2 separate regions of the Homo sapiens genome follow, and region 2 is linked to region 1. A link is an interaction called in ENCODE POLR2A ChIA-PET data of the cell type or tissue named here. Cell type or tissue: Caco-2. All regions are shown on one strand. Each heading gives the region's core, and the rest is flanking DNA. Links, peaks and the distances in the headings are about the cores only. Region 1 overlaps FARP1 (FERM, ARH/RhoGEF and pleckstrin domain protein 1). Region 2 overlaps FARP1 (FERM, ARH/RhoGEF and pleckstrin domain protein 1).

Region 1 (15,782 bases), core at 3,741-11,740:
GGCAGGGAGCCCTCAGAGAACCAGATCAGCTCGTACCTTGAGTGTAGACTTCACACCCTCCAGAACTGTGAAAACATCAATTTCTATTGTTTAAGCCACCCAGTGCGTAGTGTTTGGTTATGTCCACCTGAGCATACTAAGTCATCACGTTTCCATCTGTGTTTACCTAGCAAACTCCTACTCATCCTTCAGGACCCATTCAAGTGGGCTACTTCTAAAAACACATTAGGTACTCCACTCTCAAAGAACACCTCCATCAGGGAGAATAGCCATTTGCTCTATTCTCTGACTTTCTACAGCTTTTTGCTAGTTCCTCTAACATGCCACTTACCATGTACTCCAATTTAGCTGGTTATTTTTGTACATCATCGACGGAAGTAGTCCATTTTCACACTGCTGTTAAAGACATACTTGAGACTGGGAAATTTATACAGGAAAGGGGCTTAATGGACCCACAGGTCCACATGGCTGGGGAGGCCTTACAATCATGGCAGAAGGCAAGGAGGAGCAAGTCATGTCTTACATGGATGGCAGCAGGCAAAGAGAGAGCTTGTGCAGAAAAACTTTTCCTTATAAAACCATCAGATCTTGTGAGACTTACTATCACGAGAACAGCATGGGAAGTACCTGCTCCCATGATTGACTCACCTCCTACAGGGTTCCTCCCACAACACATGGGAATCTACAATTCAAGATGAGATTGAATCTACAGTTCAAGATGAGATTTGGGTGGGGACACAGCCAAACCGTATCACTGACCCAAAGAGAGATGCTCATCTTCTTGCTTTCCTTTCTGTCTGCTTAGCATAGTGACTGCACACTGCAACTTGCTCGATAAATACACCGCAGCCTCCTCAAGCCATCATAGTTATTAATACCTCTGCCCACCTGGTCAAAATCTGCCAAAGGGCTGTAGGAAAATCTGTGACATTGTGATGCCCTAAGATGAGATGGGTCGAGAGTTGGTGGGTTATAGGATTTTGAACAATATTCTGATAGGTATCAGTGGTAGGGAGAAGGGCACAAGGCCTTCGAGACCAGCCATTCCCTTCTACTGAGTGAGAGCATGCCTTGGTTGTCATGGTTACGCTAATCCCAAAACAGCAAAAATGAAACACTTCCCAAAACGGCTCTCTGTAACCCCAGGAGGTGCAAACCTTGTAAACCTGGTCAAACATTATCAAGTTCTGTCTATGAGATGATTTCCACAAGGCAGTACTTTAGCTCTCTCAGGTAGGGAATTAATTGATTTAGATGATTTAATGTGGTAGGGAGAGGGAGAATATACTCCCAACCTATAGAAGGAATGGTGTCTTTATTCTTTTAGAAAAGAAAACAAAACATACTCCTGCTTAAAACTTTGTTATAGAAATAACCTGAAGACATAGAAATGTTGTTTCTGTTGTTGTTTTTGTTCGTTTGTTTGTTTGTTTTGAGACAGGGAGTCTTACTCTGTCGCCCGGGCTGGAGTGCAGTTGCGTGATCTTGGCTCTCTGCAACCTCTGCGGAGAGGTTGATTGAACCCGGGAGGGTTCAAGCAATTCTCCTGCTTCATCCTCCCAAGTAGCTGGGACTACAGGCACGCGCCACCACGCCCAGATAATTTTTTTGTATTTTTAGTAGAGATGGGGTTTTGCCGTGTTGGCCAGACTGGTCTCGAACTCCTGACCTCAGGTGATTCACCCGCCTTGGCCTCCCAAAGTGCTGGGATTACAGGTGTGAGCCACTGTGCCCGGCCTAGAAATGTTTTAAAGTCACAATAAACTGGAGCAACTTTGAGTCATAATTTGTAATAGCTTGAAGCGCTGTGTGAACATGCATGCTATTTAGTATTCAGTGCGTACTTGCCAGGCTTTCCCCATGAATGTAAACCTCCTCCTAAGTTTAATTTTATAGGCTCCAATGAAAAGCCAATTGAGGATGGAGAAGGCAACAGGGACACAGAGCATGGAGCCAGCCAACTGGTTGGTGCGCTAGATTAAAATTCAACTGCCTTTTAGAGCATCATTAAAAGTAGCCATTAAAAGAAAAGGACAAAAATTTCATTACATAGTTTCACGAATTGCTGGTTTGTTATTCCAAAATAGAACATTATAGTGACTGTTTGGCCTCTTATAAGGAGAACCCTTCAGGAATATTACGATTGAGACTGATAGTGAACGGGGTGGTTTCTTAGAGCTGATGGGAGCCTTAGAGAGATCTACCCCCAGCCCCAGCACAAACCCTTGAGGACATCATAAACATTCATTTGGGCCAGGTGCACTGGCTGACACCTATAATCCTAGCACTTTGGGAGGCCGAGGCAGGATGATCACCTGAGCTCAGGAGTTTGAGACCAGCCTGGGCAACATAGCAAGACCTCGTCTCTACTAAAAATAAAAATAAAAACATCAGCCAGATGCGGTTTTGCGCTCCTGTAGTCCCAGGTTCTTGGGAGGCTGAGGTGGGAGGATCGCTTGAGCCCAGAGATTGAGGTTGCAGTGAGCTACAGTGGTGCCACTGCACTCCAGCCAAGGCGACAGCAATACACTGTCTCCAAAAAAATGTTTAAATAACAGAAATAATTACTTTTCTTGGAAAAACAACAAAACACTCATTTGTCATCAGATCCTTCTCATATTAAACCATTACTCACATATATGGGTTTTCAAATGATGCCTAGATAAGTGGGTTTTGCTTTCTTGTGTATAGTAGTCTGTGTAGCCGTGTGTGTGTGTGTGTGTGTGTGTGTGTGTGTGTGTGTGTGTGTGTGTGTTTTGAAATAAGTTAACCTTTAAGAAAATACTTTCACTGATGAATTTTCCACAGGGCCTTTTTTCTTGAGTTCTGTCAGCTTAATCTGTGCTGTTTCCACCTTTTCCCCATTCAAACTTGACTTGTTTACAGGTTTGGTTTTTTAGCAATAAAAGGCTAGTGGATTTGTGGCTCTTGAATCTATCTCATCGTTGGCTTTCAGTGCAAAGCCTGCCCCAAATGCATAATTTGCCATTATTTCCAAAGATGTTCAGTTTATTCCTTTTTTTGCCAGACATATAAAAGAGCTCTTTGGGTAAAGAAATATTAGCAATTATTTAGTGCATACACATGGATAGTCACCCATTTTCCTCATGTGATAAGGTCCTACCTCATAATATTTTTCGAAGATCTCATGTAAAGAAAATAGATTCTTTGTTTTCTTATTTTTAAAAGTAGTGTTAACAGATTGCATTGTGAATTACCGTTTTCAGTTGTTTATAGATGTGAGCCCTGTTCCTCAACTACTTTTTCTCCCGTCTGCATTTTTTAAATTGTGGTAAAACACCTGTAACAAAACTTACCGTTTTTACATGTGTAGTTCAGGGGCATTAAGTACATTCACTCAGAGGCACTAAGTACATTAAGTACATCCACATCGTTGTGTGATTATCACCACCATCCATCTCTAGAACTCTTCTTACCTTGCAAAACTGAAGCTCTGATCCTGTTAATCACTAACTCCCCATTTCCCCTCCCCAAAGCCCCTGGCAACCCCCATTCTACTTTCTGTCTTTATGAATTTGCCTGCTCTAGGCACCTCATTGAAGTGGAATCGTCCAATATTTGTCCTTTGATGACTGGCTTATTTCACTTAGAACAGTGTCTGTAAGTTTCATTCATGATGTAGCATGTTCCTGAATCTCCTTTCTTTTGAAGGTTGCATCATCCTCCAGTGTGTGGAATCGTCCTCCTCATACTGTTTATCCATTCATTCAGCAGTGGACACCTGGGTTGCTTCTAGCTTTTGGCTATTGTGAATAATTCTTCTGTGAACGTGGATTTACAAAACTCTGCTTTCAGTTATTTTCGTTGTATACTCAGAAGTGAGATCGCTGTATCCTAGGATAAGACTATTTTTGTAATTTTGAGAAACTGCTGTACTGTTTTTCCATAGTGGCTGCACCATTTTGCATTCTGGGATGTGACGTGGAGCAGAATTACCTTCAGAGTGAAGTTCAAAAACTCACTGGGAATAAGTACAGAGAAATGATGCTGCAAGCTGATGAAATAAATTTACTATAGGAACAAAAGGAAGAATCATTTTCTTAATGAAATACAAGCTCTTTCTTTGCCTCTCTTCTCCGAGAAGCTTCCTCAGAAGCAGGCTTTAACCTGGTGTGCGTTGACACACTTAGATAGTTCAGGACCCCTTTCTAAAAGAAAGGGAGAGGAAGTCCTTGACCATGAGGGTATCTTTATGTCTTGAAGCGCTTTAGGCTTAGCTGCCCGGTACACATTGGGGTGTTAATGCACAGTCCACGTAGCACATTTGTATTCGTCCATTCTCACAGTGCTATAAAGAACCACCTGAGATTGGGTAATTTATGTAGAAAGGAGGTTTACTTGACTCATAGTTCCACAGCCTCTTCAGGAAGCATGGCTGGGAGGCCTCAGGAAACTTACAGTCACGGTAGAAGGTGAAGGAGAATAAGCACGTTTTACCATGGTGGAGCAGAAGAGAGAGAGAGCCCAAAGGGGGAGGTGCCACATACTTTTAAACCATCAGATCTCATGAGAACTCCTCATTATCAGGAGAACAGCAAGGGGGAAATCTGCCCCCATGATCCAGCTACCTCCCACCAGGTCCTTCCCCCAACATTGGGAGTTACAATTCAACATGAGATTTGGGTGGGGACACAGAGCCAAACATATCACCATTGTAGTGCCATTTACCCATGCCATTGTCATGTAGTGGGTGCATTTCAGCCCTTAGTGATGTTACATACGGAGTTTCCTTACAACCATAGATAGAGCCAGTATTCACAGGGGAATTTGTGTAATGCTTTATGGACATCTATTTTACAGATGAATTTTAGAAGCTATAAATATACTATTGAAACTATAAGTTGACATCACCCTATAAAAATTTGGTGCCAAAGAAAAGTCATTTTCTATAAACATTTTGTATAAAATAATTTTAACAGTTTTAAGGATCGACTTGTGATTTATTAGCTAGATCCTAAGTCTCTACTGCAAACCCATGACAATGCAGCTAGTTAATCATCATCGTTTCACTTGTCTCTGACAGGCCCTAAGGAGTGTGCAGTGCTGGGGCGGCAAGGCTGCAGGTTCTAGGACTCAACACGCCCTCATATTGTATGCACTCCATACATTCACAGAAACCGCTGCTGACTCGTTGGAGTACCCAGTGTAGATGTTAACTCTCCCCCTCCCCTCTTCTAAAGCGCTCAGTTTAACACCATGTCCATAAAGACATCCACTGTATATTAGTTTTTTTTTTTTAACTTTTTGAGATTTCTAGTATTGAATTTTTAAGTCTCATTTCCCAGACTCTGTAAATCTAGATGAAGTTATCAAATTCCCTTAGTTCCCAGAACTCTTTGGGAAATGTGAGTGCTTGCCAGCTGGTCAGATAATTGGTGGTTTATTTTCATCACAGATAGGAAATGTTAAGAGTTATGAGAAAGAAGGTTCTGAAACTGGAATGTGTTCTTCCTTTAAAAGAAAATCTTACAGTATGGGAATTCTTCCACAAGTTCTTATCCTTTGGTCCATTTTTATAATGTTCTATTTTTCCAGGCTGGAGTGCAGTGGTGTGATCTCGGCTCACTGCAACCTCCGCCTCCCAGGTTCAAGCAATTTTCCTGCCTCAGCCTCCTGAGTAGCTGGGATTACAGGAGCGGGCCACCACACCCGGGTAATTTTTGTATTTGTAGTAGAGATGGGGTTTCACCATGTTGGCCAGGCTGGTCTCGGAACTCCTGACCTCAAATCATCCACCCGCCTCGGCCTCCCAAAGTGCTGGGATTACAAGCGTGAGCCACCATGCCCGGCCTATAATGTTCTTATTAATGTCTGCAGATTTTATTGGAGTGAGAGGTGGACCCCGAATAAGTTGCTGTGCATAAGTTAACCATGCAGCTCTTGGCAGCTGGTGTGGGGACTCAAACCCAGGATTAGGGACTGGAATGGAGCAGCTCATTGCTCCCTACATTAACCGACCTGGGAAATGCTTGTCTGACCCTGTGTGTCGGAAACAGGGCACATTGCTGTAGCAAAGTGGTGAAGATAAGATTGGTGATCAGTGTTCCACTCTGCTCTCCTGACCCATTTCCTCTGGATAAGCATGCCTGGAGAAGAGGAGAGCTTGGCAGGGAAGAATGGGGGTTCCACGCAGTCACATGTGACTCCTGACATTCCTGCAGGTGATGTGACTCTGCCACTGTCAGGCATTTAAGATCTAGAGCCTGGAGAGTTTGGGGATCATCTGTGCAGAATGTGTATCTTCTGGATTGCAGTGAGGGCGAATGTGGGGGTGTAAAGCGGCATCTGTTAAAAAAAAAAAAGTACTTAATGTTGAGCATCAAGCAGCATCTTTCTTGGCTCCTCTGTTTCATGCTGGTACAGGCTCATGGACATGTCCATCCGTGTACTTGGCGGGCTTTGACTCCTGCTGTCACTCAGTCTCCAGGGTTACTAATTGGTTCCTAAAATGCTCTGTTCTCAGGGAAGAGGTGAGAAGTATAAAACAAGTAACTGTGGGCTGGGTGCAGTAGCTCACACCTGTAATCCCAGCACTTTGGGAGGCTGAGGCAGGCCGATTACGAGGTCAGGAGTTCGAGACCAGCGTGGTCAACATGGTGAAACCCCGTCTCTACTAAAAATACAAAAATTAGCTGGGCGTGGTGGCGGGCGCCTGTAATCCCAGCTACCTGGGAAGCTGAGGCAGGAGAATCACTTAAACCCAGAAGGCGGAGGTTGCAGTGAGCCAAGATCGTGCCACTGTACTCCAGCCTGGGTGAAAGAGGGAAACTCCGTTTCAAAAAAACAAAAACAAACAACAACAACAACAAAAATAAGTAACTGTGAATGGCAATGTCGTGAAAGCATTTGTCTCCCAAGATTTGATCTATATGGTGGAATTGATCCATTTTACTATCAGTCACTGGGAATGTACATAGTGAAAAGAAATTGAGGCATATGATTCTAAGCTCTTTAGGGTAGAACGTGGGTTCTTATATATAATATTCCCTTTCCCTATAGATCCAGTATGTAGAAAATGCATGAATAGTATTGATTTCAGCAGACATTGATTGATTGCCAGGTGCTGTGCTAGGCAATAAGAATACAAAGATGACCAAGTGGCCTGATACTAACTGGGGACATAGACACATAGGTACTAAACCATCTATAATACAGTGGAATGGATAACTTTTATTGATTTGTTCATTCGTTTCCACAAAATTGGTTGGTCTTTAGGCATTGTGGATACAGGGATGAACAAAATATGGCCTTTCCCTTCAATGTGGGTATAGTCTCGATGAGATACTGCACAGAGTGCTACAGGAATGTAGAGGAGGAAACCATCCATGTCATATTTGTGGACAAGGAGAGAGGCACAGGGACAGGGCTTTGACTGTTACAAAAAAGGCCTGGGGTCATGAGTTGAAAACTTAATGTCCACATAAAACCTGTCCAGAAATATTTATAACACCTGTATTCATAATTGTCAAAACTAGAAGCAACCAAAATGTCCTTCAGTAGGTGAATAAACTGTATTACATCCAGACAGTGGAATATTATTCCACAGTAAAAATAAACAAACTGGCTGGGTACGGTGGCTCGTACCTGTAGTCCCAGCACTTTGGGAGGCTGAGGCAGGTGGATCACCTGAAGTCAGGAGTTCGAGACCAGCCTGACCAACATGGTGAAACCCCATCTCTACTAAAAAATACAAAAATTAGCGGGGCATGGTGGCAGGTGCCTGTAATCCCAGCTACTCGGGAGGCCGAGGTAGGAGAATCACTTGAACCTGGGAGGCGGAGATTGCAGTGAGCTGAGATCGCGCCATTGCACTCCAGCCTGAGTGACAAAAGCAAGACTCTGTTTCAATAAATAAATAAGCTACCAAGTCATAAAAAGACATGGAAGGGGCAGGGCACAGTGGCTCATGCCTGTAATCCCAGCACTTTGGGAGGCTGAGGGAGGTGGATCACCTGAGGTGGGGAGTTTGAGACCAGCTTGACCAACATGGAGAAACCCCATCTCTACTAAAAATATAAAATTAGCTTGGCATGGTGGTACATGCCTGTAATCCCAGCTACTCCAGTGGCTGAGGCAGGAGAATCAGTTGAACCCGGGAGGTGGAGGTTGCAGTGAGCTGAGATCACACCATTGCACTCCAGCCTGGGCAATAAGAGCAAAACTCTGTCTCAAGAAAAAAAAAAAGACACAGAAGGATCTTATATGCATATTACTGAATGAAAGAAGGCAGTCTGCAAAGGCTACGTACTGTATGAGTCCTGTATGAGTCCAGCTAGATGACATTCTGGGAAAGGCAAACTATAGAGACAGTAAGATCAGTGTTCGCCAGGGATTAGGAGGGAGGGAGGGAGGAATAGCTGGAACACAGAGGAGTTTTAGGGTGAAATTCATATGAAGCAGTGAAACTATTCTGTATGATGCTGTAATGCAGACGGGTCACAACACATTTGTCATAGAACTTTACAGCACACGGAGTGAGCCTTGTGTGAGCTATGGAGTGTGAGTGATGATGCTGTGTCAATATTGGCTCCACAACTGTAGCAAATCTCTACCACCAAGGTTAATAACGGGACACTGTGTAGCGCGAAGAAGTTTTTGCTCAACTTTTTGTAAACCTAAAACTACTCTAAAAAAATAGTCGATTAATTGAATAAGGTGGGAGGAGTGATGCCTGGCGTTGGAGTGGGAAGAAAATGCTAAGAGATTTGCATCCAATTTTGGGAACAGCAGGTGCTGGGATACGGAGGTGTAGATGGGGCTGGCGTTCAGGGTGTCACGGAGGTGGGCGGTGGCAAGCTCTGAAGGACCTGCAGACTTAGGAATCCAGAGGTTTCCTGCAGCGAGGAGCTGTGGTTTGTTTTCATCCGTGCCTGCCTCAGGGATAACCCCTGTTGTTTCTGCTCACAGCAAAGAGCTCCTGGGAAGGTGCTGCTGGATGCAGTTTGCAACCACCTCAACCTCGTGGAAGGTGACTATTTTGGCCTCGAGTTTCCTGATCACAAAAAGATCACGGTAGGTGATGTCAACTTAATGTTACTATTTTACTGTCTGTTCATCTTGGTGGGGGGCTGGGCAGGGGCCAGTCTAAATGATTGTGAGTGAGATATTTTCATGCTGTCTGTTTTGTCTGTGAAGTCTTCAAATCTGGTGTGTATTTGACACCTCAGTACCTCTTGGTTTAGACTAGCCATGTTTCAAGTGCTCAGTCATCACATGTGGCCAAGGGCTATGTATCGGCCCTCACAGTTCTATACCCAAACTAATATGTTTGAGAAGCTGTTAATGCATTTAAAAGAGAGTGTGATATGATCTGATTTCTGGTTTAGAAAGAGAACTGTAGGCAGATTGGAATAGGACCAGACTGGAGTCAAGAAAGCCATCAGGATCTAGCGATGAGTCTGGTTGGAGATGGTGCTGGCTAGAACTAAGGGAGAGTAGAGGGGCTGGCAGGAGCTGGATGGATTCCAGAGGTGGGGTTGGGGGCAGTAGGAGAGGATGTGATTGAATGAATACCCCTGTGGAGGAGAGGGCTTGGAGTGGCTCAGTTTTCCAGCTTTGCCATCTGGGTGGACAGTAGTGCCCATCCCTGGGGAAGACCATGCCCGGGGGTGAAGATGAGTCCCATTCCAGCTTGAGGAGGCAGGGGCATCCGTGGCATTCAGTGGAGACATCCAGCAGGCAGTGCCAGAAGGTGTATTTCCTGGAGCACGGGAAAGAGATCTGGGTGGAAATTTGGATTCAAGAATCTTGTGATTATTATGAATGTCTGTCGAAGCTCTGAAACGGGATGAGAACATTCATTGTGAAGAGAAGGTGGCCACAGGTGGGACGGCAGCATCTACGGGAAGAGCCGTCAGAGGCAGTGCAGATCGAGCCTGGCTCTGAGCAGAGCAGGTGGTGAATGAACGGATCTGTCATGGGCCTAAAAATGAGAACAAGTTGTGTTTTCTCAATTTATTCCCACCTCCAAACACTCTGTCGTTTTCTAGTTTGTACTTCAAATCCAAGATTCCCTGACTCCCAGCCCTTTTTACAGTGTGGCATATGACCACAGACCTGCCAAATCTCATTCTGCCTTCTCCTATTCAGCTAACAATTATTTTGTGCCTACACTGTGTCTGGCATCAGACTTCACATGAAAGGTGAGATAAAGTGACAGCTAGCAAGAAGTAGTTACGGTTTCCATTCACTAGGCACACACAGCTTCTGAAGAGAGTCCAGGAAACAATTAGAGTGTAGCAAGTTATGCGGAATATTGTTTCATGCTCTTATTTCATGGTAAAATAATGATTCTCAAAACACCTGAAGATACCGTTATCTCATTATTTCTAACAACCCCGTTCTGTGCCTGCCTGAATTCCTTTAAGCTCCTGATGGCTTTCCTGACTCCAGTCTTGCCCAATTCCAGTCCTGCAGGAGCTGTTTGTCTAAACCAGAAATCGGCAGCAGTGTTTGGGCTTCACAGCTGAGGGCGCTAAGATTCTAAGAATTTCCCCATGTCTGAATCTACCAGTTAGCTAATGGCACAGCTAAGATTCTGTGTTCTTCTGACTCCAAGTTCAGCGTCTCTTCTGTTAACCATAGGTGCTTCTCTTTTGCTAGAATTTGTAAGCCTATTGTTCTTTCTAGGTACCGGGCAGGGCTGACTTCTTTCAAGTTGTTACCAGGCTTGACTTTTATGATTTCACTCCATTCTTACACTATTGTTTAGGAATGTATTCAACTGCAAAATAAAACCCACCGTTGATGACTTAAATAAGTAAGTGTTTGTCACATGTCACACAAAAGCCGCCCCATGAGTGCTTCCTATGTGCTGGAGTGTTCTAGTCCCTATGGGTACAGCAGCACGCATGACCCACGTTCTACAGCAGGGGTCACACCTTCTTTGTAAAGGGCCAGAGAGTACTGTAGGCCTTATAGGCCATGCAGTCTCTGCTGCAACTATTTGAATCTCCCCTTATCATGCAAAAGCAGCCACAGATAATATGTGAATGAATACATGTGTTTGTTCCAGCAGAACTTCATATAACAGGAAGCCATAGTCGGCCAACGCATGCTCTAGAGAGTGATAACTGCCAGGCACCGTGCTAGGTTCACATATAGTGTTTCATTTATTCCTGCAACGGTGCATTATAGCCCCTTTTTCTGATGAGGAAGTTAAGCCTTAAAGAGGTTAAGTTGTTCACCCAAAGGCACACAGCAAAGAAATGGGATTGAAGCTCGGATCTGTAGAAGTGCCTTCCCTCAGTCATCATCTTGTTCTGACCATATCACTAAACTGACTTGACTCTCTGTTAATTACTGAATTCCAGCCTGAGCTAATTGCATATAATTTTTTTTTTTTTTTTTTTTTGAGAAGGTGTCTTTCTCTGTCGCCCAGGCAGGAGTGCAGTGGTGCGAGCTTGGCTGACTGCAACCTCTGCCTTCTGGGTTCAAGCAATTCTCCTGCCTCAGCCTCCTGAGTAGCTGGGATTACAGGTGCCCACCATCACGCCCGGCTAATTTTTGTATTTTTAGTAGAGATGGGGTTTCACCATGTTGGCCAGACTGGTCTCGAACTCCTGACCTCAGGTGATCCGCCCGCCTCAATTTTTAAAAGTTCTTTTGAGGCCGGGTGTGGTGGCTCATGCCTGTAATCCCAGCACTTTGGGAGGCTCAGGCAGGAGGATCACTTAAGGTCAGGAGTTTGATACCAGCCTGGCCAACATAGTGAAACCCCATCTCTACTAAAAATACAAAAACTAGCTGGGTGTGGTGGCGCACGCCTGTAGTCCCAGTGACTCAGGAAGCTGAGGCAGGAGAATTGTCTGGACCCAGGAGGCAGAGGTTGCAGTGAGCTGAGATCGTTCCACTGCACTCCAGTTTGGGTGACAGAGTGAGATTCCATCTCAAAAAAAAAGTTCTTTTGATAGAATGGATCTGTGGTAATTGAGGGGATGCCGTAAATGACTGGAGGAGTTATAGGGATTGCTGCCAGGGTCTTGGGTGTGTTCTCTCTCTTGATCTGGATGCTGGTTCCGTGGATACAATCAGTTTGTAAAAATCCAGTGAGTTCTGCCTTACAACATGTGACATCGATAACTTCAATAATAGTTACAGATGCAAATGCAATGAAAGTTCCAAAATGCAATGAAAGCACACAGTAGCAGAAATGATGACCAAAAGGTCATCAGACAGAGTCTATTTTGGAAGTGCCACAGGCCAGTCTTGCTTGTATGAACTGAGGAAGAGCATCTCACCTTGTGAGAATCGTAAGCACCAGCTGGATTTTCCCCTCTGCCCCAGACACAGTTGCTTGACAATGTCTCTTAGCGTGCAACCCAGTGTCTGGGATCCATTGAAGTGTTCCAAAAGCATTATTTATGGAAACTTGTTACCATCGTCATCTTCGTAGTTATTATTTTTTTAATTGTGGTCAAAAACAAGTAACACATTTGTAACCATTTGTAAGTGTGTAGTTCAGAAGTGTTAACTACATGTACTTTGTCGTAGAGCAGATCTCTAGAATTTTTTTATCTTGTGAAGTGGAAACTCTACACCCACTGAAGAACTCCCCAGTTCCCCTTCCCCAGCCCCTGTTCTACTTTCTGTTACTGAGTCTATCTACTTTAGACACGTCATCAAGTAAGTGGAATCGTGTGGTCTTTGTCTTTTCGTGACTGGCTTATCTCACTCAGCATAATGTTCATCTGTGCAGTGGCATACAACAAGCTTTCCCTCCATTTTAAGGCCAAATACCATTTCCATTGTGTATATTCACCACGTCTCCAGTATCCATTCCTCCATGGATGGACACTTACATTGCCGTCACCTCTTGGCCATTGTGAGCCATGCTGCAATGAACGTGGGTGTGCCATCACTATTATTTTTTAATATCACCATCGTGACTGTCACCTCTGCCAGTCTTCATTTGGGAGACTGTGCACCTGTCTTCCAACCTGAGAAAAAGCATGGTTGGTTTCAAAATGCCCAATCATAGGGCTGTAACAACTGGGTTCACCCCATTTCTCTGTGTGTGATGTGTGGGAAACTAGTTTCCCCCAAGCACCTGGCATGTCAGGTTGTGAATCCTTGTCTCTAGGCAATAAGTTGTTGAATTTAGGCAGCTTGAATTTCTGCCCAGCCTTCTGTCTTTCTTCTCATCATTTCTGTCTTATAAATACCCAAGTCAGAGCCTTATTCATAGTAAGGATGTGAAGGAGTTTAAGGGGAAAATAAGGGTTTTTCATAGTCTAAGACGTGTTTCTCAAGATTGTAAATAAACTACTGATCATTATGAAATAATTATGTTCTACCCTTAATTAGACTTGTCCCAAGGCTTGTCAATTAAAAGAGTTGATTGCAGTGTTGACACGCAAGCTTGGCCTGCTCTTGCCCTTGGCTCTTGTCCTGCTCTTGCTCTTGTCCAGCACTGTCCCTAAAGGATCACTCCACAACAGAAGTGTTTTAATCAGCTGTTTAAAAGTATAGATTGAGCTTTCCATGGCAGAAACACTACTGATCATGGGAATCAAGACCCCGTGCTTATTACGGCTGCTAATTGGTACATAGAGTCTGAAGGCTGGGAAAGGGCCAGAAAGCCATTAGATGGCCATGGGGGCGAGTTCCGGGAGCTGGCCAGGGGACTCCCTCGAAACGGACTTTGCAGGATTCTTGCTAAAACTGGACACGGAAGCCTGAGGCTGAGGCCTCATGGAGAAGAGGAGCCTGGCTGAAGTTCAGGCCTGGTGAGAGGCTTTGTTACACTCAACTCTGTCTTCACAGAGCAGAAGCATCCGTAGACGATGTGAAATGAATGGATGTGGCTGTGTTCCAATACAGCTTTATTTATGGGCACAGAGATTTGGCTTTTATATAGTTTTCACATATCACGAAATGTGATTCTTTTGATTTTTTTTTTAACCACTGAAAAATGTAAAAGCCAATCTCTGCTTCGGACCTGTGCCAGAACAGGGAGTAGCCTGGCCGTATTTGGCCCATGTGCCGTAGTTTGCCAATCTCTGTGGTAGGTATTCTATAACCCAAATTTTACAGTGAGCAAATCCAGAGAAGTAACGTGCCCAGTCCTTAACAATGAAATGTGTAACCAGGATCCACACAGAGCCTCTCTTAGCTAAAGCTCATGTTCTGTATGTCGCATGTGGCTGCCTGTCCTTGGATCTCCCGTCGGAAAGAGCTGCACAAACCGTAACAGCAGAGATAGTTGTATACGGAAAATTTATCTCATTGGCCTATTGAGGCTAGCTGGAAAAGCTCTGCATTGTGGCTTGCATATCTGTTTAAACATTCGCTTTGTCATTTAGCTGCTAGGTTGATTCTTAACTTCCTTGATTTTGCACTTCATCTGAGAAATGAGAGGAATAAATGACCATTTTACAAGGTTATTATGAGGGCTAATCAGATACTTTACAATGATGAGCCCAGCAGGTCTCATGGCACATAGTAGGCACTCAGATATCTGTTGTATTTCATTTTTGCAATCTAACTCAGAAACCAGTGAAGCCAGCCCACCACTGTTTTATTAAAATGACATTGTGGCTGGGTGGGTGGCTCATGCCTGTAATCCCAGCACTTTGGGAGGCCGAGGCAGGCAGATCACTTGAGGTCAGGTGATTGACACCAGCCTGGCCAACATGGTGAAACCCCATCTCTACTAAAAATACAAAAATTAGCCCGTTTGGTGGCACGCGTCTATATTCGCAGTTACTTGAGAGGCTGTGGCAGGAGAATCACTTGAACCCAGGAGGCGGAGGATGCAGTGAGCCGAGATCGCACCACTGCACTCAAGCTTGGCGACAGAGCAAGACCCATCTCAGGGAAAAAAAAAAAAAAAAAAAAAAAAAAAAAAGACAATGCTTACTGGCCTGATAAAATCAATTCTGGTTTCTTATAAATAAATACTGTCGAAGCTCCAGGAAGAAGATTGGCACCTTGTCATTCATTTTCTGTCCTCCATGCTAGGAGAAAAGCTTTGTCAATAGTGGGACTGCTTTTGAGGGGCAGGAGGTCATGGAAACTGCAGTTCCCGGGGATGACGGGCATCCCTTGCTGGAGGTTTCTAGACCCTGCTGGAGTCAGACACACCTCCTTCATCTGTGCTTAGCCGCAGCGTCTGCCCTCGCTTCTTCCTAGGGGTCTGAGGACCTCTGAGGTGAGGAGGAGCTTTTTGAGGAACATGGGAGGTGTAAAGGATGGAGAATGTCACAGGATCGAGGACAGCCTGCAGCTGTGGGAAGCCAGCAGAGGTGAGGTTGTACAGCGGCTCGGTCACCTCGCGGGGCAGCACCATCTAATGGTGACTGTGTTGACAGGCAGGTCCCCAGAGGAGGCAAAGCTCCCCTCAAGCAGAGAGTCTGGGAGGACAGGCCCTTTGGAAAATACAGCTGTGGGAGATGCTCCAGCTCTCAAGTGGGAAGGAGAATAACTGATTTTGGGGCTTTTAGTGTTTTGTTTGTTTAATTAATAGATTTAATATTTGTATTGCAGTTTTAAGTTGACAACAAAATTGAGCCAGAAGTACAGAGGTTCCTATATACTGTTCCCGCTCTGTCCGTACTTACAGTGTCCCCCGTTACTGACACTGTGCCTTCGTGTGGCATGTGTGTCCTCGCTGATGGGCCAGTGTCAATCCATTATCATTCATTCACTGCGGTCCAAACTTGACATTAGGCTTCACTCTTGCTGTTGAACATTCTGTGGGTTTTGACACATGTTTCTGGACTTGCATCTACCACAACAGTATTACACAGAGTTGTGTTACC
Region 2 (15,782 bases), core at 1,680-9,679, 70 kb before region 1:
TTATTTCACCTAGGTGTTAAATGAATAGCACAGTAAGAAAAAATATTTTTACCTAAACGGTTTCAGCCACAGGCTAAATCTGGACAAGGGCCACCACTATGTTTTTCTTAAAGATACACTCACACTCTGACTTAACCCTTTGATACCGTGGCAGCATGGTGCAGACTGACTGCAGTTGTCTTTGGGGCGTGTCTTCCTGCTTCACAGTAACTGCTTTCACTGCTTTGAGTAAACTTGGCCTCTGCACCTCTGTCTGGTTATTGGCTGGATGTGGAAAGGGCCGGTTGTGTCGGCCGAGCCCATTTTCCCTTCGGTGGTGTTGTAAATGCTTTCTGTAGCCTGTCCAGACTGTTTTGCTCAAACCTGTTCTTGACTTTTCTGCTGGTCTGCTGCTGTGGTTGGGGGTTGCAGACGCTCCCACCCCCCCATATCCTTCCCAAGGTTGGACTCTCGGCCTATGGAGGGCTGCTGATGAGGCCCGTGGATCCTTCTCAAATCCAGTTTCTATATCCTTATTGGAAAATGTTCCAGCCCCGTAGGTCCACACAAGCTGAAGGGATGTGCCTCACAGTTCAGAAGCCTTCAGGCAAGGTCAACAGAAACACGACGGGAATCCAGACAGTGTATGTCCCCTCACCCTGCAGGCGCAGCCGCGGACCTCAGGCCTTTGCCTTCCCACCGAGGACTGCAGGACGTGCTGGGTTCCTGGGGCCTCTGATCCTGGGCCTTGTCCAGTGATGTCTGACTGCTGTCTACTCACTTTTGGTTAACCTGCAGTACACCTCATATCCTGTTTCAAAATGAAATTGGAAGGTGGGGCTCCCTCAGGGGCAGCAAAGCTACAGCTTCAAGGCCAGACACGGATACTTAAAAAAATCTTCTAAAATTGTGGTAGAGTACACATAACATACAATTTATCATCTTCACCATTTGCAAGGGCTCAGTTGGGCAGCATTACATACAGGCACATTGTTCGACCTCCAGAACTTTTTCACGCTGCAGAACGGAAACTCTGTATCCATTTACATTTTTAACTGGTTGAAGATGGAAAAAGAAGGCTATTTTGGGGACATGTGAAAATGACATGAAATTCACATTTCAGTGTCCAGAGATGAAATTTTATTGACTAAAGTCCTGCCCATTTGTTTTGGGGTTGCCTGTGGGGGCTCTTGTGCCACAGCAGCAGAGTCAAGACCAAGTGGACCACAAAGCTGAAATTTGTGCTGTCTGGCCCTTTGCAGAAAAAGGTTGCCGTTGCCTGGAATAAATAGGTTTGCATGTATGGAGGATTCAGCTGAAGATAAGGCCATGGGGTTGGGTCAGCAGGAAGAGATACTGGCCAGCAGAAACCTCTTCCCACTCCCCAAAGCACATCTACGCTGACTAAAGATTCTGTTTCTCCCTTCTCTTTTATTTTTTGAGATGGAGTCTCGCTCTGTCACCCAGGCTGGAGTGCAGTGGCGCGATCTCAGCTCACTGCAACCTCCACCTCCTGGGTTCAAATGATTCTCCTGCGTCAGCCTCCTGAGTACCTGGGATTACAGGCGCCCACCAACACGCCCGGCTAATTTTTGTATTTTTAGTAGAGACAGGGTTTCATCATGTTGGCCAGGATGGTCTCGAACTTCTGACCTCAAGTGATCCTCTTGCCTTGGCTTGCCAAAGTGCTGGGATTACAGGTGTGAGCTACTGCATCTGGCCTTTCCCTTCTTTGTGTGTGTGTGTGTGTGTGTGTGTGTGTGTGTGTGTGTGTATACAGCTTCCCAAGTAGCTGAGACTACAGGTATGTGCCACCACGCTCGGCTAATTTTTATTTATTTTTATTTTTTTATTTTTATTTTTATTTGTAGAAACGAGGTTTCGCCATATTCCCCAGGCTGGTCTTGAACTCCTGGGCTCAAGGGATACTCCTGCCTTGGCCTCCCAAAGTTCTGGGATTACAGGCATGAGCCATCATGCCCAGCCTCTCCCTTCTGGTAGCTGAGTTAAGGGACTCTGTGGATGGCTTTATTGTGCAGCTATAGTATTTAATAAATATTGGTAATTTACTGGCTTTGTTTTAATATTAAAATTATGGTAAAATGAACTGCCCTGACCCTTGATATGCTTGTTTCTACCCTACCTTCCCTCAGTCAGTCAACCTCATCTAAATATATCTCCCTGCAGTTCTAATGGTGATCTTTCTAGGTGAATGTCATGAGCTGCTTTTTGATGCTCTTTCATTATCTGTGAAAAAGGATAAAAGTAGTTAAGTGGATAACTTAAGTATAAACAAAATCTTCATGGATTCTTTTAGCAGGAAAATGAGCTTGAATTGAGTGGTCATTTCTGTTCATTAAGTTCAGATTTTGAGGCCCTCCCCGCCAAGATGATTCTAGTTACTAGTGCTTACATTCGTGTACTGTGTTCTAAGCCATTTGGCATCTCAACAGACTCATCCACAGCAGCCCTATGAAATTGATGGGGCAGATATTTCTATTTGCTTTTGGCAAATGAGGACATGAGGCTCATGAGGGGCCTGTCAGGCCCAGAAACACTGAACCTTGTCCCACTCTTGGGTCAACATAATATTTAGCTTTCAGTGACTGCTCATTCTTGACCTTGTTGTTTGTCAAGGAAGGGGTTGGGGAAGAGAAAATTTAATTTGTTACTATTTTTCTTAACTACTGGGACTATATTGCCTGAGTGAGTGGTCGGGGGGTGTCAGCGAAGATGTTGGTTCAGGTAAGAATAAAATTCAGTTGTTATTTATTTAAGACTTACCATGGGCTGGGCCCAGTGGCTCACGCCTGTAATTCCAGCACTTTGGAAGGCCGAGGTGGGTGGATCACTTTGAGTTCAGGAGTTTGAGACGGGCCTGAGCAACATGTCTCTACTAAAAATACAAAATTAGCCGGGCTTGGTAGTGCACGCCTGTAGTCCCAACTACTTGGGAGGCTGAGGCCAGAGAATCACTTGAACCTGAGAGGCGGAGGTTGCAGTGAGCTGAGATCACTGAATCTAACTGAAAGGCTTTTGAGAATAGGTAATTTTATAGAAGGAGAAATGCAGTACATAAAATTGGCTTTATGTTTATCTTGAATACCAAGAAAATTGTTTTTCTTGGGTAAATTTAGGTGATTTTCCAGTGGTGCTTTCTTGCACATTTGACCATAGAAGAACATGTGTTAAGCCCATCCCTTCTCATTTGGTCAAGGTCCATCCTTGGTCTCTATGACAGTTGAATGAAGATTGAGCTGTTCACACATCCTCAGTAATATACAAGTAGTATATCCGTCAAAAGGGTTTTGTGCTTATTTTCCAAGAGCTCTCGGTGCTCTAAATTCTTTATATGAACATGTAAGATTGCACATCTGGTTTTAAATGTGGACATGGGCATTGTAGGGTCCTGGTTTTTAAACTATTCATGACTTACAATGCCTCAGCGTATCTTCCTTGGGAGAATTCATTTTGTTGAATGCTCATCCTGAGGACGCAGCTCCCTTCCTAGAAATGAGGTAGCTCCTGGCACCTTGAGAGTTCCTCTGTGTGCAGGAAACCGATGAGTTTGCAGATACCAGCTTCATGATAGCCTGACTGAAACTTGTTGAGGAGCAATGCAGGATGGTGAATATTTTCATGATCTAGATCAGTTAACTCATCCTGCACATGGCTAACTTTATGTCATGAGAACAGATTTCTTAGCCTGAGAATTGGGACAACTTAGAAATTGGGAAACTAAGCATGTATATCTTTTAATTTTTTTCTTTTCTCTCTTCTCTTCTAAATGGAACATTCACGCAAGGCAGTGTACAGAGATGGTGTGGTATACTGCAGAGAGCAGGGGCCCCGAGGGCAGGCCAGGGTACGAGTCTAGATGCCACCCTCTGAGCCATCGTTTCTTCACGGTTTTACATTGCTGTCCTCTGAATCAGAAATCATGATGTAAGACGAGGCGAATTGCAGTTGTGTGAGCTCTCTTTTCATGAAGACGATTATACATTTTGCTGATGTCTCAATAATTTCCCAAGTCAGGATGACAGAAGAGCTGAAAGCAGCCTACTTAGGATTATTCAAGGAAATGAAAGAACTGTTTCCTTCATTCATAAACACCTGAGAGTCTGCTCTGGCTTAGACACTACGCTAGTTGTTGAGAAACAACTCAACAAATTAGGCCGAGAATCTGCCCTAATGAAATCTAGAGTTTGGAAGAGAGAACACATCTACAAACCAGCACACGGTGACGACTTTTTTCCAAGGACCCACTTGGCGTCATTTGCTAAATGCTCCTCTTAACGGTGGTGAGTCTTATCTCCTCTTACATTGACAGTACTGACAAGTATACATATATATATTTTTAAATTTTACTTTAAGTTCTGGGATACATGTGTAGAACGTGCAGGTTTGTTACATAGGTATACATGTGCCATGGTGGTTTGCTGCACCCATCAACCCGTCATCTAGGTTTTAAGCCCCACATGCATTAGGTATTTGTCCTAATGCTGTCCCTGCCCTTTCTCCCCACCCCTCGACAGGCCCCAGTATGTGATATTCCCCTCCCTGGGTCCATGTGTTCTCATTGTTCAGCTCCCACTTATGAGTGAGAACGTGTGGTGTTTGGTTTTCTGTTCCTGTGTTAGTTTGCTGAGAATGATGGTTTCCAGCTTCATCCATGTCCCTGCAAAGGGCATGAACTCATTCTCTTTTAAGGCTGCATAGTATTTATGGTGTATATGTGCCACATTTTCTTTATCTAATCTATCACTGATTTGATAGACTGTATATCAGTATATCACTGATTTGGGTTGCTTCCAAATCTTTGCTATTGTAAATAGTGCTGCAATAAATGTACGTGTGCATGCTTCCTTATCATAGAATGATTTATAATCCTTTGGGTTTATACCCAGTAATGGAATTGCTGGGTCAAATGGTATTTCTAGTTCTAGATCCTTGAGGAATCGCCATACTGTCTCAAAATACATTTTTTTTTCTTTTTCTTTTTGAGGTGTAGTCTCGCTCTGTCTCCCAGGCTAGAGTGCAGTGGTGCGATCTTGGCTCACTGCAACCTGTACCTCCTGGGTTCAAGTGATTCTCCTGCCTCAGCCTCCCAAGTACCTGGGATTATAGGCGCCTCCCACCACGCCAGTCTAGTTTTTGTATTTTTAGTAGAGATGGAGTTTCACCATGTTGGCCAGGCTTGCCTTGAACTCCTGAGCTCAGGTGATCCGCCCACCTCACCCTCCCAAAGTGCTGGGATTACAGGTGTGAGCCACCTCTCCTGGCCAAAATACATATTTTTTAAGTACCTCAAAATAGCCCTTTTGCACGCTAATGGAAAGCCCAACAGTCATTATGATAGAGAATAATCTTCAGTAAAAGATAAGGAGGAAATTTTAATTTGGGAACCCGTTCGTGAAATGCATACCCTTCTGTTTTCCCTCTGACTTCCTTGTCCTTTGTGTTTAGGAGCTTAAGGGATCCTTCTGTTTAAGTCACTAGGGGCTCAATATTAACGTGCAGATATGTGGGGAAAATGTCACTTGTTTGGTTGCAGTTTTGCCAGCTCTAAAATCAGTTGGTAGTGGCTGCCTGGAGTATCTTGTCCTGAAAGATTGGGAGTTTGAATTGAGGATCAAAGGGGGTGTCAGAGATTAGTGATGTCTTCTGTCAGGAGGGCTGGTTGCCATGGTTGCTACCCTGGCTTGAGCTCCTATCAGCTCACATTTCAGAGATGATTAGTGAGGATTATAAGGATTGGGCTCAGAGTGGGGCCATGGGGCAGAAAGAAGACACTGGCTGAACTATTCTGAACTCTTAATGGGCACCCAAAACAAGTATGTTCAATTTTGTCAAAAGCTAGAAGGGCCCTGGCCACACTTGTGTTAATGGAAAAACCAGACTCCATAAAATATTCTAAAGAGGTATATTCTGAGCGAGTATGAGAGACTGGGAAACGTAGTCTGAAGAGGTCCTGAGAAAGTGCGCCCAAGGTGGTTGGGTTACAGTTTGGTTTTGTATATTTCAGGGAGACAGGAGTGCAGGTGAAGACATGAATCAATACAAGGTTAGTATGCGTTGGTTTGCCCTGAAAAGGTGGGATATCTTGAGGCAGGGGCTTATAGGTGGATTCAGAGATTCTTCAATGTGTCATTGGTTAAAAGAGTAAAGCTTTGTCTAAAAATGTGGAGTCAGCAGAAAGGAATGTTTAAGATAAGGACGTCTGTTAACCAAGATACTGGGTCAGAGTCACCTGTAGGGATGTGGGACTTAATCCTTGTCTGTTTGGCCTTAGGTCCTTTGATGTCTTGCTGTCACAAAGAGTCTGTTTTGCGAATCTTATGATCTCTAGTTTAACATTAATGCTGGTCAGTTGTGCCTAAACTCCAAAAGGGAGGGGATGTAACGAGGTATGTCTAACCTCCCTTCCCATCCTGGCCAGGAATTCAGTTCTTAAGGTTCTTCTGAGGTCCCGTTAGCCAAGAGGCGTTTGTTCAGTTGGTGGAGGGCTTAGGAATTTCTTTTTAGTTTACACTGAAATGAGCTGTGCAAGGCCTGGGGCCTCATCTCTCTAACTTCTTGTCCACGGAAGCATCTGGCACAGTGGGCATTCAGTAAGCGTTTGTTGAAGTAACAGTGATGAAAATCATATTCTGTTGATAACATAGCTCGTGTGAAGCAGCAAATGCTATTTTGTGTGTAGAGAAATAGAAGGTCAGAGCCCACAATGAACTAAGCTCTGTGAGGGCCTCCAGGGAGACCTCCAAGAAGTTCAAGGTCACACAGTAGCGGGCCCAGCAGAGCAGGGATTTGAACCTAGGTTTGCCTCATAACAAAGCTCATCTTCTTTCCCCCACAAAAGGAAGTGTGAGAATGATGGCGGTCAATGACAGACTTAGCCACTTATAATCAGTTTTTGTTTAAAAATGACAACACCATGGTTTGACCTGGGTAGGGAGGAAGAAATGGAGTTTGCTAGGTCTGGCTGTTGACTGTGGTTGCTTCTGAGGGGACAGACTTTTCAGGGCAACCACCCTCTCCACCAGCATACAGAGATTGCTTTTTTAATCTAGGATTGCTTTTCTCGTCATACTTTGTCCCTATTCAGATGTACCTGTAGGCCTGGTTATTTTGTCTGTGTGATTGTTAGAGGAAAAAAGTGAAAAGATTTGAAAAATGATCAAGAAGAGCACGAGATATCCCCAGGTTATACAGAGAGATTCCCTGGAGGCTTTGTTGGCGCACAGGGCCATGCTTGGTTTAGAAAAGGCAGCGCGGGGCAGCGTGGGGCTCCTCCGGTTTCTCTTTGTCTGAAATGCTGAGTTTCACAGGCTCCTTACTGAGTTCAGATTTCCCTGGGGCAGAAGAGACTGAGGGAGGAAGGAAGGTTGCCGTTTATTTCATTGATTAATGGCAACAACTGCAATTACTTTTGCACCAACCTAATATTTCTACGATAATAGTTTTTTTTTTAACACAGCAAAAATCAGGGATTGAAAGTTTGAAACCTGAGCTTTTAGGCAAACTCCTCCCCTAAAAGTAAACAATGAGATAAACAGCAGCCTTTTAATGGAAAAAACTGCAATTACTTTTGCTCCAACCTAATAATTTACTTTCTGAAATCCTCCCCAGCAGACTTCCTAAAATCAAAGTGACCGGATGGTCCCATTGAGAGGATTTCAGTCTAAACATAAAACACTAGTAAACGATTACTAACCAGCTCCCAAGTTGGTGACCATCAAAAATCTCACATATTAAAAGCTGGTACCAGTATCCTTCAAGTAAGTGAAAACCTCCTTTAATATGTTAGGGTTTTATCTGGACATCAGGTAAATTTTGTATTCAGATCAGATCACTTTATTCTCAAGGTTTTAATTTAGGTCAGATAATAGATGCTTGGCTATAACACTATCTGTTTGTTCCTAAAGTAATATGATTGTATTAAAAAGTGTTCTTCAGCCATGCAATACTGTATTCATCTTGCCATCCTTGAGTGAGTCAGTGAATTATCTTGTGATACAGGACTGCATTTATCTGACAGATATCTTTTGAAAGTAACATGATATCTGTGAGAGGTCTGAGGCTGTGATTTCACTTTGGTTTTCTGTATGTGATTCTGTAATAAGTTAATGCCTTAACTTAAACTCTAATGTTACAGAATATCGTAAACACGAACAGATGAATTCAGATTCCTTTTCAAAAGTAGATTTGACACACTGAGCTATTTATGCATGGAATACATGATGTCAGAGATTTGCTTCCACATAGAATAGGTGGCAGTGAATGTGGGTAAGGAGAGAGAGAGAGAGAGAGAGAGAGAGAGATAATATTTATATATTTTTATATATATTCATATATATATATGTAGGTGAAACAGGATTGGCCATGAGTTGATGATTGTTGAAGTTAGGTAATGATTTGGTAAATATTTTAAAATATTTTATGAATTTTTAATAGGTTTAATTGTGTTTTCCTAAAGGCAAAATCTGACAAGCTTCTAGGGAGGAGATTGGCAGAATAGAGTAATTCCTAACATTGTTAGAGTTTGAAAGGAAATGGTCCCCCCACTTCTTTTCTCTTTCTCTCTTTTTTTTTTTTTTTTTTGCATCTCTGAAAGACTGAGCTGAACGATTGTGACAATTAGTTAGTATATAAAATGTCCCACTTTCCTGGTGAGTGGTTGACATTGGTGGCTAAGCAATTTCAGGCATGAGAAGAGAATAAACCTTTACTGATTAATGGTTGACTTGTGACCTCCTGGTCACTTTCTGGGCTGGCAGCAGCATGATTTGTGTAACATTTAAACATAGTTGAGAATCATAAAATATTCTTTTCATGCATTGATTTCTTAATGCATTTTTGAAGTGTTTTCATTAAGACTGGAAAAATTATGATCTGTGTGTGAAACTGACAAAGGTCGGCGGGGGTATGATGGATGTCATTATGGAAAGTCCTAAGTGATCATGGAAATCCCTTCTTCCTTTTTCTGAGGCATACAGGCAGATGGAATTCTGCCTTGTTTCATGTTGACATCTCTGCATGTTCATTCTGAGAGGCTCACAGGATGGCTGGCCTGGCTATCCCTGAGGGCTCATGGCCTGTCCCCAGAGGAATTAAGCATAGCTGAAGGCTAGCCTTCCCTCTATTGATGTAATTGATGAAATGAGGAAGCAAGATGCTAAGAACAAGACCCATTTCTCAATTATTGAGTGTTGTAGAGTCTCTGAAAAAGATATTTAGAAGCACCAGAGCCTGCTAATTTTGCCTGGGGTTTAGGATTTATATATAACCAATGAGACAGAGCAAGAATTCCCTTTTGGGCAATATGGTCTACTCTGCCCTGTTTATGGAGTTGTTGATTCATAATATTATGGCATAACAGTTGAAAAAAAGCAAAACACAAGATTATAGGTAAGACTTGATTACAAAAGCTATGTGATGATTTTGTACTGGTACAGACAAAAGAGAGGAGCTAAACAAATGTAAAAATAATTGGGTTAGGGTAGAGGGGATGTGGATAACTTTTTTTCTTGCTTAAAAGCATCTTTATTATTATATTGTTTTTACGTTTGGATTTTGTTTACAAAAGAACCAAAGTAAGTCATCTTCTTGGTATTCAAAAGTTCCAAAGATGGAATTTTCCCATCAGAGTGCGATGGTTTAAATAGAAGTTAGGTTCCTAGGAAGAATAAATGAACCATAATATAATTGCATAGGATGTAGAATATCCATTGCTTTCCCCAAGACCAGAATGATACCTCTCACAGGCAATGCGAGGAGTCCTCCACCCCTGCCACCCACACTGGGTGTGTGACCCAGCAAGGGGGCATGGGTGGGGTGGGAGGAAGGTAAAAAGGGGAAGACCACAATAGCTGTTCATATACAGGATTATTTGCTATTCTGTTCTTAAAGATTGCTTGATATTTTGTTTTGATTGCAAAAGGTGATTGATATGAAAATGTCAACATTTCAAACACAAGTATTCGTTTTGTTCAAAATGTTTGTTAGATCAAATCAGAATATGATCCCAGAACATGTCTGAGCTCTTGGATCTGCTCTAGAAAAATACACACACACACACACACACACACACACACACACACACACCCCATATGTATATATTAGAAGCAGGGAGTGGCTCTGTCACCCAGGCTGGAGTGCAGTGGCATGTGTGGTCATAGCTCACTGTAACTTTGAACTCCTGGGCTCAAGTGGTCCTCTGGCCATGGCCTCGCGTGTAGCTGGGACTGCAGACACACACCACCTTGCCTGGCTAATTTTTATTTTTATTTATTTATATATTTTCTGTAGAAACAGGATCTTGCTTTGTTGCCCAGGTTGGTCTTGAACTCCTGGCCTTAGGTGATCCTCCTGCCTCAGCCTCCCAAAGTGCTGGTTTTATACCATGCCTGGCTTTAGAAAGAAATATATTAATTAACATCTACAAAGAGATGATCCATGTCCACATAATTGGTTCTGCTTATTCAACAAGCCGTTTTTCAGTGCTGAGACTTCCTCTGAGGAGGTATGGGTGGTGGCGCTGGGAAAGGGGTGAGGCCTTCTGGGAGACCTTCGGGGACGCCACCTTGAGGGTGGAGTCCTGTGCTAGTGGCAGAGCACTGTTTAGAGTCAGCCGAGTGAGTCTCAGTTCCCTGGGCTTGTTTTATGCATGCGGCGCCTGTTTCAGGTTCTCAAGAAACATGGTATTCAGTTCATTGAGAGCACTGGTTCTTCATGCCAGCTGCCTATTAGAATCATCTAGAAATCTCTTGGAAAACATGGATGCTCAACTTCCACCCCCCAGAAATTCTGATTCAATTGGTTGGGCGGGGGCCTAGGCATTGTTATTTCTGAAAAGCTTTCCAGGTGATTCTATTGTGCAGCGAGGGTCAAAATCTGGTGATCTGTTATTTAACAAGCTATTGTTTTAAATGGTCAAAATCTGGTGATCTGTTATTTAACAAGCTATTGTTTTAAATGGTCAAAATCTGGTGATCTGTTATTTAACAAGCTATTGTTTTAAATGGAGCTTAAGGGGAAGTATTACTGTGACTATTCAAAAGAGCTGTGTTTTCTTCTACCGGTCCACAGTGAGACTTTAATATCCAGGGTGTGTGTATGAGTGAGTGAGTGTGTGTGTGTGTGTGTATGTTCTGTGTGTCTTTGTGTTGTGTGTGAGTGTATGTGTGAGAACATGTTGTATGTGTGTGTTGTGTGTGTATGTGTATATTTTGTGAATGTGTGTATGTATGTGTGTGTGTGTGAGAGTATACTGCAAGTGTGTGTATATGTGTGTGAGTGTGAATGCGAGAGTATATTGTGTTTAAGTGCGTGTTTGTGTGCACGTTGCATATGTGTGTGAGTGTGCTTGTGTGAGCATTGTGTATATGTGTGAGAATGTGTGTGAGACAGTGTTGCAAGTGTGTGAGTGAGTGTGTTGTGTAACTCACCAGATGACCCTAATGTGCAAACAGGGTTGAGATCCAGAGCTGTGTCTGAGTGTTGTCTGTGTCCTCCCTGGAGAACATCCTTCGTTTTCTGGTTCGGAGTGTATATTGATTGGCATAATAACCACTACTCATCAGTAAACCTGTGTAAAGACCCATAAGACCTGCTAGCTGGGAAAATGGTAGATTTTTCACTTCTTCACTTCTACATTTCTACCTTGTGGTTTCATGGACTATGTCATAAATTTATTAATATTAATTATGAACACTTATGAAGGTGTTTTGATACCTGCTGTGACGAGGCTGCATTGTTTTTCTTATCATTTTAATGTTATTTATTTATTTATTTATTTTGAGACAGAGTCTCCCTCTGTTGCCCAGGCTGGAGTGCAGTGGTGCGATCTCGGCTCACTGCAACCTCCGCCTCCCGGGTTCATGCCATTCTCCTGCCTCAGCCTCCTGAGTAGCTGGGACTACAGGCACCTGCCACCACGCCCTGCTAATTTTTTTTTTTTTTTTGTATTTTTAGTAGAAATGGGGTTTCACTGTGTTGGCCAGGATGGTCTTGATCTCCTGACCTCGTTATCTGCCCGCCTCGGCCTCCCAAAGTGCTGGGATTACAGGCGTGAGCCAACGTGCCCGGCCCATTTTAATGTTTTTTAATCCAGATAGGCAGCATGCTAAATAAATAGTAAATTTCTAAGTACAATAGAAAAAATTGCTCATGAAATGTGCCAGTATTAACATTTATTTCTTCCATTACATTACTTTGAAAATTTTGTAGATTCAAGAGAATGTTGAAGTGGTGGTTACTTTTGTTTTCCACATTGATTCTCTTCACTGAGAATGTTGAAATAATAATGATTGTGAAGTGAAATTTCTTTTTATTAATGCAATTAAAAATTTGCTCCCCCTTGCATATGCCATTTGAAACAAATTCCACACATATTACAGTTTTACAGCAGTGCTGAATGGTGGAACTGCTGTGATGATGGAAATGTTCTGGGCTTCTGCTGTTTCAGTAGCCACTGGAAATGTGGTTCTGGATTGACTGAGCAACTGAATTCTTAATTGTATTTAATTTTAATTAACTTACTAGCCACATGTGGCTAGTGCCCGCCCCAGTGGGCAGAGCACGTGCAGAGGCTGGTTCTGTTCGGCTTGAGAGGAGCTTGGGTGGGGCCCCTGCAGCAGAGTGACAGCTGCCCCAGGGGATGTCAGGGACATCACCATTGCATATACCCTGGTAGGTGGGTTGTCTTCTGAAATCCTGTGCCTTGCTACTGTTACTCGTAGAGGCTTGGACAAGAATCAGTGATCCCAAGAAAGGATGTAGGATGTGGCTTTGTGGGGTATGACGTAGCTCAGATTGAAGACTTGTGGCCCCGGTACCAGGCGACGCCCCCCCTCTGTCTTCCGGGTCTCCCCCACGTTCTCCGCTGTCTGACCCTGATGTGCCCAGCACCTTTCTCAGGTGTTTTCAGCCTCTCCCTTGCTCCTGGCTCCTCCCAGGGGGAGGTAACCATTGCCACATCAGTGCCCCTGTGCCCTCCCCTGCATGCCCTGCTCCCAGCCATGCATGTCGCCTCCATTTCCTCTCTGCCTGCAGTGCCCGTGGCTCCCCTCCATGACCTCAATGCTGACTATTCTTTTGAGGAAATCCTTCTTTAACACACAAATCAGCTGGCGTCACTTCTGCTTAAAAACCAGCAGTGGCTTCCCCTAGAAAACAGCCTCCTGGGTGTGCTTCCGGGGTCTCCGGGATCAATTCCCCCATGCCCTCCCCCTCCACACCCAGCATCAGCTGGTTTTCCAGCCCAGCCCCGAGCCCCCACGGGAAATGGCCCGAGCTGGTGCAGCCTCAGCTTTCAGGCCTCGGCGGCTGCTCTCATGCCTTCCTGAGCAGTTCTGCCAGGCTTCATCCCAGGCTCACTCTTTCCTCATGTCTTGGCCGAGAAGACCCTTCTTTAGGTGTCCTTCCCATGTGCTCCCCGCTCACCCCAGCTCTCTGTCTGCTCCTGTCTGTGTCCCTGTTGAATCCGTATAGCTGCACAGAGCCTGGCCGGACACCCGGTGTACTGTCAGCACCCACGACTGTGGTAAACGAGCAACTTGAACAAGTTCATCATGTAACCCAAACCCTGGGGGGTTTCTGTTCACAGACACTTCTTCAAATCCTAAGTTTGACAAATTAATGAATTTTTCCAGAAAACTCAACTGCCTGGACTTCATCCCTCAACTTCTTTACTGATCGTTTACTCAATTCCATTGACTCCATTTTTATTCTTCATTTTACAAAAGCACGATCGTATTCTTTCTCTGGATGTTATTAGCCCACTTATTTAGGGCCCATGGTAGTTTAATCAGAGAAAATAGATGGCTGGGTTCGTTCTGAGAAAAGCAAAAATACAGAGAGGGATGTTTTTGTTAGGAGTGAATTTTTAAATTTACACCTAACATGATTAATGTAATCCTAATCTGTTACTACTTAATGCAATTAAAACTTTTTTGGACAATTATGTATTATAAATAGTAAAAGCAAAAATATATTTATTAATAATGGCTAGTTATAAAGTTTATTTCAGGTTGGGCTCAGTGGCTCATGCCTGTAATCCCAGCACTTTGAAAGGCCGAGGTGGGCAGATCATGAGGTCAGGAGTTGGAGACTAGCCTGGCCAACATGGTAAAGCCTGTCTCTACTAAAAATGCAAAAATTAGCTGGGTGTGGTGGCACGCACCTGTAATCTCAGCTGAGTAGGAGGCTGAGGCAGGGGAATTGCTTGATCCCAGGAGGCGGAGGTTGCAGTGAGCCGGTTGCAGTGAGCTGAGATCGTGCCACTGTTCTCCAGCCTGGGCAACAGAGCAAGACTCTGTCTTGGAGGGAAAAAAAAAAAAGTTCCTTTCAGCAAGCTTGTTTAAGAAGGCATAGCTTTTTAGTGGCTCTTGTATGTCTATTCATTTCCATCCTCTTTAATCACAGTGCAGTTATTTGCACCTGGCCTGGATCTCCTTATTGCCCTCCTGTCAGGGAATCTGTATTCACTACAGTCCACATTCACTCCATGTCTCTACCTTCCCATACAACAAGCACAAGAAAGTCACTAAAAGTGGAGCATCAAAATGCTTTTACCTCTAGCTAATTTTAAAGGTAAAATGAAAATGTACTAACTGCAAACAAGAAATCTGCTCCATGGTCAACATTAATGATGAGTCTTTGGCATTTGACAATACAGGGGAGTGATATTCCTCAGCTGTTATGAACTGCGAGGCCCTCTGATTATTCCAAGAATTATCTGGTACCCTTGATTCTGGTTAATAGTAAGTTACCCAGCTAATTTTCTGTTAACTGAAATTTGGACTTCAGCTGTTATTTGGAGGGCACGCATCTTACTGCCTCAACTTCTTTTAAGGCAGATGTGAAATTCTAATGTGGGGTCCGTGGGGCATGAACCTCTGAATGCATCACTTGGCAGAAATCCTCTGCCCATCAGCCGAGTACTTTACTCCTTAGTTCCTCATTCAAAACATGATGAGGCCGGGCGCAGTGGCTCACGCCTATAATCTCAATGCTTTGGGAGGCCTAGGTGGGCGGATCACTTGAGCTCAGCAGTTCCAGACCACCCTGGGCAAAATGGTGAAACCCTGTCTCTAAAAAAATGGAAAAATTAGCCAGGCATGGTGGTGTGTGCCTGTGGTTCCAGTTACTTGGGAGGCTGAGGTGGAAGGGTCACCTGAGCATAGGGACCTGTGATCACAGCACTGTACTTCAGCCTGGGGGACAGAGTGGGACCCTGTCTCAAAAAAGGAAAAAACAAAAAACAAAAACCCCATGATTAACAAACTCAATTAACCTACACAGGCTTAGTTATTGTTCCTAGGACATAGAAGGTTGGAAAGAGATAGAGCAAAGTGAGCTGTGAGAATTGATAGCAGAGGCTCTGACTCTACAAAAGTAAATAGTAACTCAAAAGTTGACAGGCTTAGAATACTATAGTAAAAATAGTAATAATAATGGATGTTTGATAAATGGTCTAAGATCAGTTCTCTCTCTAAGAACTCAAGGAATTATAAACCTACTCAGAAATTATTTCTATCAGAGGATTAAAAGATTTGACCTTAAAAGAGAATTTCTGGGCCAGGCGCCGTGGCTCACACCTGTAATCCCAGCACTTTGAGAGGCCGAGGCAGGCGGATCACAAAGTCAAAAGATCGAGACCATCCTGGCTAACATGGTGAAACCCTGTCTCTACTAAAAATACAAAAATTAGCTGGTGTGCGGCACGTGCCTGTAGTCCCAGCTACTCAGGAGGCTGAGGCAGGAGAATCGCTTGAACCCAGGAGGTGAAGGTTGCAGTGAGC

The links. Peaks named below come from ENCODE experiments on the same cell type or tissue, not always from the same donor. Only the 100,000 strongest peaks of a DNase experiment are listed, where the experiment ranks them.
Region 2: POLR2A ChIA-PET joins it to region 1 with 15 read pairs; 2 of 35 experiments call an interaction of 5 or more read pairs at or near these places.

Annotation. Positions count from the first base shown.
Region 1 is chr13:98,334,834-98,350,615 of GRCh38, forward strand. It overlaps FARP1 (FERM, ARH/RhoGEF and pleckstrin domain protein 1), which reads left to right. Exons shown (of 27, transcript NM_005766.4): 3 at 8,929-9,033. Among named protein-coding and RNA genes, the nearest start is that of FARP1-AS1, 93 kb to the right of the region's middle. In Caco-2, for the core only: no CTCF peak of the experiment used is centred there; no DNase peak of the experiment used is centred there.
Region 2 is chr13:98,267,067-98,282,848 of GRCh38, forward strand. The region is part of intron 2 of FARP1 (FERM, ARH/RhoGEF and pleckstrin domain protein 1); the gene reads left to right. Among named protein-coding and RNA genes, the nearest start is that of MIR3170, 66 kb to the left of the region's middle. RefSeq lists an enhancer at 13,003-13,052. In Caco-2, for the core only: no CTCF peak of the experiment used is centred there; DNase peaks (open chromatin) are centred at 5,675 and 6,285.